Regions from separate parts of the Homo sapiens genome. Here region 1 is linked to region 2. The links are chromatin loops, found by intact Hi-C in ENCODE. Cell type or tissue: HCT116. All regions are shown on one strand. Region 1 overlaps IKBKE (inhibitor of nuclear factor kappa B kinase subunit epsilon). Region 2 overlaps FCMR (Fc mu receptor).

The links. Peaks named below come from ENCODE experiments on the same cell type or tissue, not always from the same donor. Only the 100,000 strongest peaks of a DNase experiment are listed, where the experiment ranks them.
Region 1: it touches region 2 in a loop (6-fold over the local background); 34 of 110 quality-filtered maps call a loop at or near these places.

What each region holds. Positions count from the first base shown.
Region 1 is chr1:206,476,533-206,484,532 of GRCh38, forward strand. IKBKE (inhibitor of nuclear factor kappa B kinase subunit epsilon) reads left to right here. Exons shown (of 22, transcript NM_014002.4): 7 at 146-306; 8 at 1,217-1,327; 9 at 1,628-1,807; 10 at 2,411-2,601; 11 at 3,338-3,402; 12 at 3,490-3,581; 13 at 3,915-4,001. Among named protein-coding and RNA genes, the nearest start is that of MIR6769B, 5.7 kb to the left of the region's middle. In HCT116, a CTCF peak has its summit at 3,144 (motif pointing right); a DNase peak (open chromatin) is centred at 3,157.
Region 2 is chr1:206,909,186-206,917,185 of GRCh38, forward strand. It overlaps FCMR (Fc mu receptor), which reads right to left. Exons shown (of 8, transcript NM_005449.5): 2 at 4,574-4,909; 3 at 3,744-3,857; 4 at 2,545-2,767; 5 at 1,025-1,155; 6 at 540-683; 7 at 277-335. Among named protein-coding and RNA genes, the nearest start is that of FCMR, 8.8 kb to the right of the region's middle. RefSeq lists silencers at 322-371, 1,649-2,314. In HCT116, CTCF peaks have their summits at 2,067 (motif pointing left) and 3,534 (motif pointing left); DNase peaks (open chromatin) are centred at 457, 2,092 and 3,496; H3K4me3 peaks cover 1,063 bases.

The DNA of each region.
Region 1 (8,000 bases), 430 kb before region 2:
GTGAGGCTGACACCCATTTTTAAGATGACAAAGAAGGATTTGAACAGTTCTGTTTTCACCTGCAGGCGGTGAAAGGGGGTCTGACAGGTCTCAGGCCCTTGCCAGCCCTCCGGCTCCATGGCCTCATTCTGGTTCTCTCCGGCAGCATCCCGACATGTATGAGCGGGCGGTGCTTCGAAAGCCCCAGCAAAAAGCGTTCGGGGTGACTGTGGATCTCTGGAGCATTGGAGTGACCTTGTACCATGCAGCCACTGGCAGCCTGCCCTTCATCCCCTTTGGTGGGCCACGGCGGAACAAGGAGATCATGTACGGTGGGCCACAGGGCAGGGAATGGGGCGGACTGGCAGTCCCCTGGCCCTTCCCCCACCGGTCCTTGCTGTGTCTTCTGGTCCCCTCACACTCCATGGCCCTCCTCTGGTCCACCCCCCAACCCAGGCTCTTTGTAGATCTTTTTTTGTTAATGGGATCAAACAAGCAGCTGAGCTCTGCCCAGGGCTGATGGGAGTCTGTGAATATGCTCTATGTTAGTTCGGTGCTTCACTCTAGCCCTCTGCTCCCTTACTGCTCTCCTCGTCTCAACCGAAGCTCAAAGAGTGCCTTGCCTAAGGTGGAAGAGCTCACCAGGGGCAAAGGTGGCAGCTTCCTGTTCCCAGGTCCAAGGTCTTTCCATGGTTTTGTGCCATCGGACAGGGAAGTAGCAAGTGGCTGGAGACAGTAGCGGCTCCCTCTGAGTGCACAGCCCAGAGCAGAGGAGATGTCAGCTGGCTTAGTGGGAAGGTTGCTGCACCCACCTCAGCCCCGGGGTCCAGCTGTGTGGAACCTATATCAGGCCCGCAAAAGGGGCAGAAGACCAGCATGGATGGGGGTTGTCAGGGAAGGCTGGACTCTGAAGGGAAAGAAAGAGGAGAGGATACTGGGGCCATGCATAGCATGGGCAAAGGTGTGGAGGAGGCTGGCCAGGCTGAGGGAAGTGTAGCGGGGGGAGAGGCAGTGGACAGGGCAAAGGTGTCTCTACCTGAAGCAAAGGGCTCCAGGAGGAGTGCTGAGGCAAGGCGCTCTCACAGCTGAGAGCCAGGTTTCTCACACTCCATCTGTCAGGCTACTTTGGGGTAGCTGGGTGACTTGAACCTGTGCTCCGAGCCCTTTGTGCTGAGTGTGTCGTTGCCCGGCAATGTGATAGCTGGGGATCCCGCTGACCTGGCCTTCCTCCCCGCAGGTACCGGATCACCACGGAGAAGCCGGCTGGGGCCATTGCAGGTGCCCAGAGGCGGGAGAACGGGCCCCTGGAGTGGAGCTACACCCTCCCCATCACCTGCCAGCTGTCACTGTGAGTGGGACCCTGCTGGGGGGTGATGCTGGAGTCTGAGCTGGGTGTCACTTCTCTCTGCTAAGTCAAGACTTCTGAGGCCTGTTCCAGCAGGTTCCGGGCATGCTGCAGGCTTGGGCACACCACTTTCCCATCTGGTTGCTGGAACGAGTTCTTCCAGCTCTTCCTCCCCAACCCACCCTGCCCCACCATCTTGGTCCTAGCTCTTCAGGATATTCTCTTAGAACGCTCCTATTGCCTGCTTAAGGAGGATAGGTCTGGGCCCCCACCCCTGACAGTCTCCATGTCCTGGGAGGGCAGGGGGCTGCAGAGCCAGCTGGTGCCCATCCTGGCCAACATCCTGGAGGTGGAGCAGGCCAAGTGCTGGGGCTTCGACCAGTTCTTTGCGGAGACCAGTGACATCCTGCAGCGAGTTGTCGTCCATGTCTTCTCCCTGTCCCAGGCAGTCCTGCACCACATCTATATCCATGCCCACAACACGTAAGTGGGGGCGAGGGAGGGAAGCGGTGAGAACCTTCTCTACCCAAGCAGCAGTGCATGTCCAAAGCAGCATCTCCCACAGTACGTTCTGAGGAGTGTGTACATAGGAACGCTTCCAGGTCCAAACGTAGTTGGGAAAAGACTAGTTCTACAAAGTTAAAGCTAAACAGGTTTTCTTGCATGTACTTCAGAGAGTCAGTACCTTTTCTAATGCTAATATGCATTATACATCTGAGAAGTGTGTGCGTGGTGTATGTTGGCTGTACATTTCGTAAAGGTACTGCTCATAGTACCCTTGATTCCTGGATAATTTTATAGAACTAGGTAAATTTTAATGGCAGTGTGACAGGAAGAGGTGCAGAGGCAAAGGCTGGGTATTAGGACTCCTGGGACCTGTTCCCACTCTGTCTCCATCACTATAAGATGTGAACTCTCCCCTTGGTCTCTCCACCCTTGATGACAGAGAAAACCACCCCCGTCCCTCCCTCTGCAAAACAGAGCCCTGTCTATGGGCAACGCTTAGCTGGGGCTTAGGTCACCCTAGCCCCCTGCCTTGCCTACTGACACCCCCTGCCCTCTGCTCCCCACCACGGCTGTGTCTAGGATAGCCATTTTCCAGGAGGCCGTGCACAAGCAGACCAGTGTGGCCCCCCGACACCAGGAGTACCTCTTTGAGGGTCACCTCTGTGTCCTCGAGCCCAGCGTCTCAGCACAGCACATCGCCCACACGACGGCAAGCAGCCCCCTGACCCTCTTCAGCACAGCCATCCCTAAGGGGCTGGCCTTCAGGGACCGTGAGTAGAGCCACCTGGGCTGGATCTTTCTCCTCCCCACATTTTCCTCTGAGACAGGAGTTTGCAATCCAGGCCATTGGTTACTTTTCTTTGTGGGTGTTTCTTTGGGGCCACAGGGAGCAGGAGGCAGATGTGGGTTCTAATTCTGCAGACGCCTCTGAGATGCCACATGACGTGGGCTGGTGGCTTGACCTCCCTGGGGCTTACTGGCATCCTCAGAGCTGTGGAAAGAGCTCCAGTGGAAACAGGGAGATCTGGATTTAATGCACTTTCCATAATCTCTGATTTGTGGGGAAGCCTCAGGCAGTTTGTGTTGGAAGAAGCCCAAGTCTGAGCTCCTGGAAAGAAGGGAAGGGGGTCGGGGTCCAGAGCTTGGGCCTCTCTCCAAACTCTAGCAAAAATGTCCTTTCTTCTCACTTGAACAGTGCAAGTTTTATCCTCTTTCTCTGAGGCTAGGAAGGGGTATTCACCTCAAAACCTGTGGACAAGAGGGTGATTTAGTCCATTTTCAGCTCTTGGACATGAGGAGGTAGTTCTCAAAAGTGGCCGCAAGGTGGCAGTGAGGGATCACAACTTTAAGTGTGGCTAAGGCTGGCAAGGTGGGAGGCTCAGGGTGAGTTGTGAAGCCTGAGGTGGGAGATTGGCAGTGAGGGGTGAGTGTGAGCTGGAAATAATGAAAGATAAGCCGACCCAGCACCATACAGGCAGGCCCCTCAGACAGGGTCTTTGTCTGCAGCTGCTCTGGACGTCCCCAAGTTCGTCCCCAAAGTGGACCTGCAGGCGGATTACAACACTGCCAAGGTGAGGGGCAACCCCCAGGTGGCAGGGAGGGGCATGACCCAAGGGTAGGAGGTGTGGGACCTGGCCCTGTGCATCTCTGTGTTTCAGGGCGTGTTGGGCGCCGGCTACCAGGCCCTGCGGCTGGCACGGGCCCTGCTGGATGGGCAGGAGCTAATGTTTCGGGGGCTGCACTGGGTCATGTGAGTAATCATGAGGGCTGGGCACAGAGGGGGAGGCGGGCAGGAGAGGGAGGCGGACAGGAGGGGGAGTGGGCAGGAAGGGGAGATGGGTGGGGGGTGGGCAGGAAGTGGAGGTGAGCAGGAGGAGGGGGTGGGCAGGAGAGGGAGGTGGGCAGAGAGGGGGAGGCGGGCTGGAGGGGGAGGCGGGCTGTAGGTGGAGGCAGGCCGGAGGGGGAGGCAGGCCAGAGGGGGAGGCCGGCAGGAGGTGGAGGCCAGTATCCTGGGATGCTGTCTGCATGCACGGTGCTGAGTCCCCCGATCAAGGCAGCTCTGACTCAGTCTCCCCTTGGACAGGGAGGTGCTCCAGGCCACATGCAGACGGACTCTGGAAGTGGCAAGGACATCCCTCCTCTACCTCAGCAGCAGCCTGGGAACTGAGAGGTGGGTGTTCGCCTCAGGCCAGCTGGGACCTCTCAGCCCTGCCTTGTCTGCTCCTCACCCTAGATACTTCCAACAATGCACCTCTTCTCCCCCAAGCCAGGGCTACTGCCTTCCCTGCCCTCCTAGAATAGAGGGCACCCGCACCCTATCCCTTATCCCCACCTCACCAAATAACTGCAATGGCTCCCCCAAAACCCAGTCCCTCACCTGCAGGGGAAGGGGCCCATGGGGGCACAGACTCTCCAGGTACCAAGGTGGCCTCCCTATCCCAAGAAGGGGCTTGTGTCCTGCCAAGTCCTTCTCTGAATGATTTAGAGTGCTCACCCTATGCCAAGTGCCAGCAGAACTCTAGGGGGAGGACACACACCCACGCACAGTTCCTGGATGTGACCAGGGATGGAGATCCAGGTGGTCTCGTTCTCCATGCCTCATCTCCTGCTTTCTCTGAGTCTTCAACTTATCCTTGCCTTCCTTGGGTTCCCTGCCCCAATCTTTGGAACCCCACTCCCTCCACTCCCTTGTCTTGGGCTAATAAGGGGGGATGGGTTGGAAAAAGAGAGAGACCGGGCAGGAGGAAGCCAAGTGGAAGGGTCTGGAGATGGGGAATGTGGGAAGACTTCATTGGCCAGAGCACGATTGAGAAGTAGGCACAGCACCCCAAATCCTGGAAGGCACGAGGCCATGGTACGGGTGAGGGTGGGAGCTCTGCAGCCTAGGGATGCCACTGGTGACAGGAGTCTTTGGGAACAGAAGATCAGAGACTGCCCATATGCCTGAAGGCCCCCTCCTCCCGCCACCCCCAGCCCTTGTCCTCAGGGAGCTCCAGGGAGTTTCCCAGCTGTGGGCTGACTCATGCAGCCCCGCGTGCCTCCTGCTTCGCAGCAGCAACTCAGTTGATGGGGCAGCTGGGAGGTGGAGGAGCAGGGAGGAGGAAGAGGAGCATCTCCAGATAACAGGGATGGAGTCTCCATCCAGACTGAGCCCCTCTCAAATGGTGACAGAGAGTAGGGTTCAGTCAGCAGAACTGCAAGTGAATCTCCTTTGAGCAGAGCTCTGTCCAGGGCACAGAGGGGGCTCCAGGGGTAGATGTGGCATCCTGTCATTCAGAGAGGCCCATGCTTCCTCCGGAGCAGCTAGCCCTTCCTGGACATGTGAGGGCTGATGGGATTGTTGGGTAAGAGGAGACCTGAGATGGGTAGAGGCAACCACGGAGGCCTTCCTGAAGGATGAGGCTTTTTTTTTTTTTTTTTTTTTTTTTTTTTTTGAGACGGAGCCTCGCTCTGTCGCCCAGGCTGGAGTGCAGTGGCGCGATCTCGGCTCACTGCAAGCTCCGCCTCCCGGGTTCACGCCATTCTCCTGCCTCAGCCTCCCAAGTAGCTGGGACTACAGGTGCCCGCCACTACGCCCGGCTAATTTTTTGTATTTTTAGTAGAGACGGGGTTTCACCGTTTTAGCCGGGATGGTCTCGATCTCCTGACCTCGTGATCTGCCTGCCTCAGCCTCCCAAAGTGCTGGGATTACAGGCGTGAGCCACCGCGCCCGGCCTAGGATGAGGCTTTTAAGGCCAGAAAGAAGAAGAATACCTCAGGCAGGAAGGTCTGCGCAGAGACAGAGAAGAAAAGGGCCCTGTTCGGGGGAAAGGAGGGGATGCTGGGGAGGCTTACTGAAGCCACAGTCATGATGGCAGATAGCCCAGAGCTAAGCCAGAGGCGGACAGAGGTGGAGGTGAGGAGGGGAGGAAAGAAGGCATAGAGGCCCTGAAGGAGTCCAGCTAGAGAGAGGTTGGACCCCAATAAAACAACCAGTAGAGAGCCATTGTAGATTCTTGACCTGGAAAGATGTGTTTGGGAAAGCTTTTTGGGTGTCTGTCTGCCCACTTGCCCTGGATGGACAGGCATGGTGGGGAATGGCACGCTGGCCTGGGTCTGGCGTCCTGGCATCCTGGTGTCCGCTGGCTGCTGTTCCCCTGTTCTGGCTCTGCAGCCTCCTCCAAGGTGGCCTCCGTGGTGTGTCTAGAGAGCTGGGGTCAGGCAAGTGCCTGCTTTGAAGCCTATTTCAGCCTCCCATCAAGGAGGAGGATGGTGAGCAAAAACAGTTGTGAGCAGGGAGCCAGAGGGCCAGGTGCAGCCTCTTCTCTTAGTCTGGGTGTGGCTCCAGCCCATTGTCACCTTCCCCTACCTGGGCCTCTGTGTCCTCATTTTCAAAATGAGAGGGTTGCATGATCTCTGCGGCCTCCCAGCTCCCACATGTTGCAAGCCCATTCTTGCCTGAACATCCCCAGACCTGTAGATTCTCCTAAGGGCTGAAGACACTAGCTCCACCCGCAGTGGAACCAGGTATTTTCATGAGCTGAATGTCACACTGGAGGAACCCAGCACCTCATGCCAAGTGGCCCACCTTTGCCCATCCTGGTGACCCACCTCTCCCCCAGTGTGCATATCCTGCCTCAGGTTCCCCAGGACAGGTCCTTTGGTAGAGCAACCTTGCCTTTGTCCCAAAGCTCCCTGGCCCTCCTGGGCAGCTGCTGCCATCCACAGGCACTGCTCAGGCAGCCAGGACGGGCTTTGGGAATCCTAGGGCTTCCCCCAGCCCCGCCACCAGGCAAGACATTCCAGGCAAGACTTCATCTCCAAGGTCCCTTTTGATCCCTATGAATATCTTATTGTGTCGCAGGAAGGAAATTTGTCTCCTCGTTTTATAGGTGAAGAGCCTGAGGCCTGGAGAGCTAAAGGACTAACCCAAGGTCATGCAGATAGCAAATGCCAGGACTAGGACTCGAACCCATGTCTCCTGACTCCCTGTGGAGATGTATTGGGTCCAGCCTCACCCTCTTCTGCCGTCAAATTTCCCATGCCTTAAAATCCATTTGTGCACTCAGTAACGCCTTCAGCATCCGTGCACTGACGGACTACCATGTGCCGAACACGTTGCTAGGCACGAGACGTACGAGGAGCAAAGCGACGGCACCCCTGTCTTCAAGGAGCCTGCAGTTCATTCCTGATTCTCTCTTTGCTCAGCTCCCCTCTCCTTCCCTGCTCCTCCATTCCCAAGCCAAAATACACAGCATACTTTTTAAAAATCATGATTGTTACTAAAATGTATATACTAATGGTAGAAAGTTAGAAAACAGAGATAAGCAAAAATAAGAAAATTAAAATCCCATAACCTACTATCTAGAGACAGGTTATCACACCTTAGGAGTACACATCCTTCTAGATATTTTTCTACTATGAGTAAACATTAACCAACATGAAATGATAGTGTATTTGCTGTTTTATAACCTGTTTTGGGGATCACATCTGCTGTCCCACCTTCTGGACTCATCTAGAGCTTCCCCTTGAAGTTGTTTGTCTTGTCCTTCTTTCTCAGCATTTCCTGTAAACTGGGAAGTTTTAAAAATTTTTTTTTAGTATTTTATTTTATTTCTTTTCTTTTTTTTCAAGGCAGGGTCTCACTGTGTTGGCCAGGCTGGTCTTGAACTCCTGACCTCAAGCAATTCTCCCACCTTGGCCTCCCAAAGTGCTGGTATTACCGGTGTGAGCCACCATGCCTGGCTTTTATTTTGTATTGTATTGTATTGTATTGTATTGTATTGTATTGTATTGTATTGTATTGTATTGTATTGTATTATTATTTTTGTAGAGACAGGGTCTCACTGTGTTTCCCAGGCTGATCTCAAACTCCTGGTATCAAGCAATCCTCCCACTTCTGCCTCCCAAAGTGCTGGGATTACAGGCATGAACCACTGTGCCAGGCCTAAACTGGGAGTGCACAAGGCTAGATGGATTCCAGTTGAACATTTTTTGCTAGAATACATTATTGATGATGCCGGGTATTGTATGTTGACATACCACTGGCTGGTGATGGCCTGATTCCTCTGCTGTACCGTTACATTGTCCCTGTAGAAGAAAGAAGCAGAGTGGTGTGACCTTGTCACCGTGCAAATGCCCACCCCATTATCAACCATCATTGCTTGTAAGGCTATGCCCCAGAGAACGA
Region 2 (8,000 bases):
GCCAGCTGCATCCAGCACGCAGGTATCCCGTGACAACTGCTTGGCTAGAAGCCACGGAACCAGGTCTTCTACAGTTCCCGGTATTCAACCTCCTGACACCAAACAAGGAGGAAACTAAAACAACTTGTTCCTCGGCTCAGGGCCCAGGAGCTGCTGGGAAACCCGCTCTCCGGATCGCGGCGGCGGCGGCGCGGGAAGCCACACTCGGGTCCCCGCCCAGGGCTGGGGCCGCCCAGTCGGGCCGCGGCTGCCAATCAGGGCAGGAGCGGAGCTTACCTGCAGCGGGGCGGGGGGCAACGGCGCTCCGGGGCCGGGAACGGGGGCCTCCCCTGTGCCTAGGGAACAGCGAGGGCGAGGTGAGGCGGCGGCCGAGGCTCCCGCCCCACCGTCATGCTACTACTCCCAGCTCCACCCCCGCCCCACTCCCAGCTCCACCCTGTGGGAAGCCCTGGCACCTGGGAGCGCGCCCCGCTGCGCCCGGCTTTCCCGGAGCCAGCGCACTCTTTCCGCTACTCCCCGTGGCCCGCCCGGCGGCTCACCTGCAGCGTCCGCTCCACGAGCGCGCCGCGGGCAGGCGCTGTAGATGTTGTTTTGGGAGCGCGGTCGCGGCGACCCGCGGGGCCTCTGGGAGCTCTCCAGGGCGCGCATCCTCACGGCCAGTCGGCGGGCCCGCCTGGAGAGGGCTTCCCCACAAAGCCACGGGAAGAGGGAGGAAAATGGCATCAGAGGCCCGTGCCACCCTCCCCAAACGAAAGGCTGCCTCCTCCCTCGGGCTTGGCAGTGTCTGACCTGGAGATGCTCCAAGCGTGGGGAATGTACGAGGCACGGCCTTGCCCTGCCCTGAAGACCAAAGGGCCCAGGCCGCTCTCCTCCTCAGACCAGTGGCCCCCACTTCCCTAACTTCCCTACACCCCAGGCTGCTCATCAAAAGCTCCGAGTTTCCCATGGAAGTTCAAAAGGGGGTTCTGAACGCTGTGGGCTCTTTGGGCAGCTCAGCTCTCCCTACCGAAGCCCAGCCGCTCACCTTTCCTCCTTTCAACGGCCCTTTTCACCACCAGCCCCAGAAGTGCCAGCAGGAAAAGGCCCAGGATGGTCGGGATCAGGATGTGAAATCCTTGGCCTTCCCTCCCAGACTGTGAGCCATAGTCCAGTGCTCTGGGGAGGGAAGGAAAGGGAGAGAGGGAGGAAGAGATTATTAAAGGAGGTAGGTTGAGGGCTTGCTCCTGTGTAGCCAACGTTTTTGGAGATGACTTACAGGTTTGTCCTTTTGTTAACAGAATTCACTCCACTCCCCCCTCAAAAAGACTTGCCTATGGAGTCACGAAACTTGAATTCAAATTCATATTCCGCCTTTTACTGGTTGTGTGATCTCGAACGAGTCTCCTAACCTCTCTGAGCCTTATCTCTCCATAAATAGGTATAGTAAAATCTATTTCACAGAACTGTTATGAGGATGAAATAAGAGTGGATATAAAGAATTTAATGCACCTTCCGGTGTTCAGCACCTTAGTTTCTTCACGAGATTATTGCAGATATTGACTGGGCTAGTTCCTTATAATGGTGGGGGAAAGGATGTTTTTCTCATAGTGCTCCTTCTGCCTAGAAGTTTTCCCCTCAATTTTCTCTGCATATTGAAATCTTACTTTTCTTAAAGGACATTGTGTAAGTCCTCTTTTCTTCCTAATTATGGTAAGCCAGATTTGTGTGTGTGTGTGTGCGCTTTGGGTTTCCAATTCTGTGGTCATGCCTGTTTCAGACTTTATCAAGTCAGACTTATGTTAGTAAGATCTGGATATTGCATATTGTCATCTTCTTATATCTTCAGGACATAGCACAATGCTTGCCACATAGTAGAGAATAAGAAAATGCTGGTTGACCTTGATGTTTTCCCTACTAATAGGTAGGAAGCAAGAGTCCTGGTTCTGTTTGAAACCACTTGGTTCTCATGGCCCCAGTTTCTCCTACCTATAGAACCCAAATGATTTTGGAGGTCCTCTTTCTCACTATCACCTTTGTCTTTGCTTATGCAAAACCAATTTTGATTATTATAGGGTTTTTTTTTTTTGGAGTCTGCTATAATGCTTCCCCCTAGTGGTATATTGCAGTACTTCCTTGGACTGCACCCCAGCCTTTAGACCGGTGCTGTCCAGGAGAAATGTGAGTCACATATGTAATTTTAAATTTCCTAGTAGCCACATTAAAACAGTAAAAGGAAATGGGTGAAAGTAATTTTATATTACTAGTTTAATAGTTAATTTTATTTTTATTCTCATTTAGTTCTTCCCCATAAAAATAGATCTGAATGAATCTAAGTGACTGGAAGAGCTGGGTCTCACTTCTTTCTACAGGATCAATGCTGGGGCATTGACAAGTGTGTTTTTGTTAAAGGAACTAATGAGTTAATGAGCTATACTCATAGGTGGTATATTTCACAGTGGCCTAGAGACAAAGCCAAGGAGGGTGTCTAATAATGGACATTGCAGTGGGTTTCAGTGGATCTCTTAATTCTAGCCTAACTCTAGATCCTGGACAGTGGTCTCTTACCTCTGCCTGTGCAGCCTGGTGTGGTGGTTGTAGCTGGGCGTCTGGGGCTTGAGCAGCCCCTCCAGAGCTGAGATTTTTGAGGCTGTAGTGGATGGCAGGAAGGTTCGGGGCTTGTCACCTGCTACTGAAGATGCTCTGGACACTCGAGGGCGGTGGGTGATTTGGGTGGTGGGGGAGGAGTGGTGAACTGGAGGGACCTTGCCCCTTTGAGCTGGTGTGGTAACTGCAGGAGGTAGCAGGAAAAAGGGATGTTCCTTTTATACACTCTATTCTCCAACAGGATTAGGTCACCACCTCTTTCCACAACATACCCTTCCCTTTTATACAGACTACTTCTGTTCTTGCAGTCCTCAGGGCCTAAAATCCTTTTTAACATGCTATCTAGGCCTACTCAATTCCAAGTATATTTGCTTCAAATACCATTTCTTCCAGGAAGCCTTCCCTGACTTCCCAGGTAGAAGAGCTTGCCCCCTCTGAGCAGGGGGAAAACCTTTTTTGTAGTTCTATTCCCAATCTGCCTTGTGCTGTATTTGCGTGCTAATCTATTCTCCCCCATTTCACACCTATCAGTCACAACCTTGGCTACATGATCTGTTCAATTACACTATCCCTCTTGGCTCTCAGCAGGGTTACCTAGTGTAATAATGTTCAATTAATGTGTCTACCTCATAGGCATATGGGATAATATGATGGAAATATTGCATGTCAAAATGCATTTAAAACTGGATGATGATATCAAAATGTAAAGGTATCATTAGTATGAACATCCTTAATCTTTTAGTTGCAAAATAGAGTTAAAATCATTAGATGCCAGCAGGTAGAAGACAGCCCTACGGGAAGCACGAGACATGATGATCTCCAGCTGGGAAATGTCTGCCCAGTCTTGGTTTCCGCAGTCATTCATAAAAAGAGCTAGATTTTGTGAGTGGAGCACAAACATCATTGCTTGTGGTGCCACCTGGTGGTAATATGTAAGTTCTGCAGCTAGGACCAGGGGACCTGACTGTCGGACAGGCTTGAAGGATATGGACCGCAGATCTCAGGGAGGTATGTGCCCTCTCTAAAGGCAGGGAATACACACCTAAGACTCAGCTCAGCTCTGCCAGCCACTCTATGAACTGAACATAGACCCCCTCCTCCATTTTCACATTGCCACAGCATCTCACCCACCTCTCCTACCCTTGCTATGGTGAACTGACCTCTGGTTACGAATTTGGAAGAACTGGCATATGCAGGCATCTGGAACAAATAGGGCAGATGAAACCATTTTGGAGTCTCAGGCATTGGCTGCTCTTCCCATGATGGCTCGTATTCTATTGGAAGGAAGAGGAATATGTTGGTGGTCTCTAGGGGGAGACTGAGGCTTGGGTGTAAACTGAAGCTAATTCAGCCAAAGTGGATGACAGTGAGGGGATGAGGGCAGGGTCCACTGAAAGAAGCAGAGAAGGAGCTGGGTTGGGGGCTTCCCTGGAGGAAATACTGGTTCCCCTAGTCCAGTCAACATTCCCTGCAAAACCAGCAGAGGTCATTGGGATTCTAGGCTGTTGAATTACTGCTGCATATGTGTGGGGAACTCAGTGGAGGAAAGGAGAAAGGCGGGGTTCCAGAGAAATAAAGGATCAGGTCACAGAGTAATAAGATTGGCCTATAAATGTGGCTGGATAAATTAGTGTCTTTCCTTTATTTCTCATGGGACAATTACGTTGGATAGTTATTTCCTTTTGCTTCCAATTTCCTCCATCTCAGAGCCTCTCCTCAATCTCAAGCCTCTACTCCCCTCATGCCCTGGGTAGGATGAACAATACAAAGAGAGCACCTATCTTGTTCTTTTCATACATGTTGGGTAGAAAATTGTGTGGACCATGGAGGTAATTGACTATGAGGTTTCATATGGATCTCAATCATTATGTGGCTTATATGGCAACAGTGTAAGAGTCTAGGAGACTGTTACAGTTAGATGGCTGTTCCAATCTTCCCAAGTGAAACATTTTCTGGGTAGTCTGAGCCTCCAATCAGCGGAGGAACCTACCACTGTGGACATTCAGGGTGACTTTCTGGGTCTTTCCCCGGTCTGTGTTCATGCCCGCTCCGCAGGCATAGACTCCGCTGTCACTTTCTGTCAGCTGTGTTACCTCCACTAGGAACAGATTCTTGCGTGGGTATTGCTTCAGAGTAACTCGGCCCTTGTATTCTGCCTTGATGAAGTTGGTGGTGGATACCACGGTACCACATGTTCCAGATCCAGCCATCTCCCGGCACAGATATATCCTCACATGCATTTCAGGAAGTGGGCACTTGATGGTAACTGATCCGCCCAGCTCCCCCTCTACCTTTACTTCTGGGAGGATCCTCAGGGCCCCCGATACTGCAGGGAGAGGAGATTAATGCAGAGGGAGCCCCATCTCTAACTATATCCCAGCCCCATCTACTTCCCAGCTCCAGCCGTCTCTCCAACCCTAGCCCAGGCCCCAGCCCAACCTCACATTCATCCCCAGATCCAGCCCTGTCCCAATTATTAGCCTGGCCTCAGCCTGTCCTTAGCCACAGCCTTATCCTCATTTCTTTTTTCTTTTTCTTTTCTTTCCTTCCTTCCTTCCTTCCTTCCTTCCTTCCTTCCTTCCTTCCTTTCTTTCTTTTTCTTTCCCTTCCTTCCTTCCTCTCTCTTTTCTCTTTCTTTCTTTCCTTCCTTCCTTCCTTCCTTTCTTTTCTTTTTTTTTTTTTTAATAGGATCTCACTCTGTTACGCAGGCTGGAGAGCAGTGGTATGATCATGACTCACTACAGCCTCAACCTCCTGGGCTCAAGCAATCCTCCCAGCTCAGCCTCCCAAGTACCAGGGACTACAGGTGCATGCTGCCATGCCTGGCTAATTTTTGTCTTTTTTGTAGAGATGGGGTTTTCATTATGTTGCCCACGCTGTTCTCGAACTCATGGCCTCAAGTGATCTGCCTGCCTCGGCCTCCCAAAGTGCTGGGATTGAGCCACCACGCCCAACCCTTATTCTCATTTCTACCCTTAGTCTCAACTTCAGCCTCATCCCATCCCCAACCCTATTCACAACCTCAGGCCAGCTCTATGTTCACCCCCAATCCTATGCCTTAGCGTTACCTTAATTTAACCCCCAGCTTTGGCCTCACCACCAAACCCAAACCCATAAGGACCCAGACACTAAACCATTGAGATGATAATCAAAAGTATATCACTCACTCCAAAGAGACATAATATGCCTCAGGTGACCCCAAACAGCATAGAGCCCCCACGTGACCTCAGTGTGGTGCTGGGAGCATGGTGCGGTTATGTTGCAACAGGTTTTCCTTTCCAGTTTGGTTTCGCTCAGGCGCATCCATCTAGCCATTCATCCACAGCTCTATTTATTAAATCATTCAACAAGCGTTTATTGAATGCCTTTCCTGTGACAGTAAAGCAGCCGGCATCCCTCCCTCAGTCACAGATCATTTAGTGAGTGATACCAATCAATGGCCAGTGAGCAGTGTAATACATCCCATGAGAGAGATCGCATGGGGTTCCCTGGAAGGAGCAAACCCGGGCGCCTGATGTAGGCTGTTGCAGGGGGTGGCGTGGTCGGAGGAGGGCTTTCTGGAATAAGTGACGTCTGAGTTGTGACCTGAAGGAATGGGTATGGAGTGCAACTGAGAGCGTGACGATGCTCATCATGGAGGCAGGGGACATAGGAGGGGAAGTGAGGGTGTGTGTGTATGTGTGCATAGGTGTGCACACACTGTATGTGTGCTGGGGAGGGATAAAAGATGTGGTTCATGAATCCCTGACATCATAAAGCTTATGCTTTGAGTGACAGAGGTCAGGTCTAATGCACTTGAGCCAGCTACAGAAGAGGGTAAGGCCGTGTCTGACTAATTGCCAACTAAGCGGATCCCATAAGTGTCTGCATATTTCTGGGAAGAAAGTTCATAGGGTAAAGTTGTGTGTGTGTGGCGAGGTGGGGCTGGAAGCCTGAAGTGGGGAGAAGAGATTCTTCCAAATAGCCAGAACAGTCCCCTAACAGTCCGGGATATGAGAGAGAACATAGCATGTCCATGGGCGGAGAGACATTTGCAAACGTACTGAGATTTATCCACAGGGCACACTTTAAGAAGAGCACTATCGAGTTTAGTCAAACAAGAGTCAGGTATAGCTTAGGAAAGAGGTGGGGCTTGAGGCTTTGGGATAAAGACACTCTGGGCAAAGGGAAGAATTCTGACAACGGTAGAGAGGTAAAAACAATCATGGGAGGGGGAAAGGGGGTTGGGGCAGGTGGGGAGATTTGGAGAGGGAGGACGTACAGGAGGACATTGAGATCTAAAAGTGTAGCTGATGTAAACATGGTAGGGACAGGCAGATGGACCAGCCAAAACCACGAGTTCTGACATGGAAACCCTCACATGAAAAACCCAGCACTGCTTTAAACCCACTGGAAATTGAGTCATGAGGTAGCCTCACAACTAGACATTGCAATGGAAAGGTGACCTGTCACAAAGTGTCAATCAACAGACAAAGACCCAATCAAAGGAAGGTCTGGAGGAATCACCCTGTGCATCCAGACAGCCCCCACCTGTGTGGGAAGTTGAATGCCGAGGGTGGGAGCACGTGGAAGTATTCAAATGAGACTAACCCAGCCAGGAAGGGGGTGTGAATGCCACTTTCCCAAGAGCAAGATGGTACACAACGGGCAGGGGGAAGATAGCAGAGATGGGGTCATCACCCATGTAGCAACCTCCAGCAGCCTCAGGCCTCCCAGGGTTGAGCTTTTGGTAAATCCCTGGCTTGCCTGTTCGGCTGCTTGTGCAGACCCTAGACGGATGAAGTGCAAGGAAAGCTGCTGGCTATGCTGAGCTCTGGTCCACAAGGAAGCAGTTGTTGGCGATGTGAAAATGACCAGTCCCCAGGAAAAAGAAACTAGTTCTCCTCAAGTTCATGGTAGCTTCTAACCTATTCCCAAGACTTAGTAAAGCAGATTTTGAAAACAGAGAAAAGACAGATATAAGCTACTGGTTTAGACATCTAAAGTAGCACAGTGTGCATGAGACTCATCTGAGGAGATTGGCTACGATGCAGATGATCTGGTCCCGTTCTTAGGAAAGGTGATTACATCTGTCTAGGGCATGGTCTAGAAATACGTGTTTTTAAACAGGTGTCCCAGGTGCTCTTGCATTTCTGCAATCCTGGGCTATATAACATTTACAAATGATTCTGGGGAAGAAAGGGAGGAATGAGAGAAGGCATCGAAAGGAACCAACCTGTTCAATAGTAATATTTCTGAGAGGCTGCTAAGTAAGTGACATTAATCTCTAAATTGGTGACTTGATTTTCAGTGGTTATGGTAGGGAAGAGGGGGATATGTGGCTTAAAGAATCACTCTCAATATATAAACGGATGTAAATACATGATTGGAAAATGGGAAAAAATTTTCACCATACAAAATAAGATCAAGGTCCATAG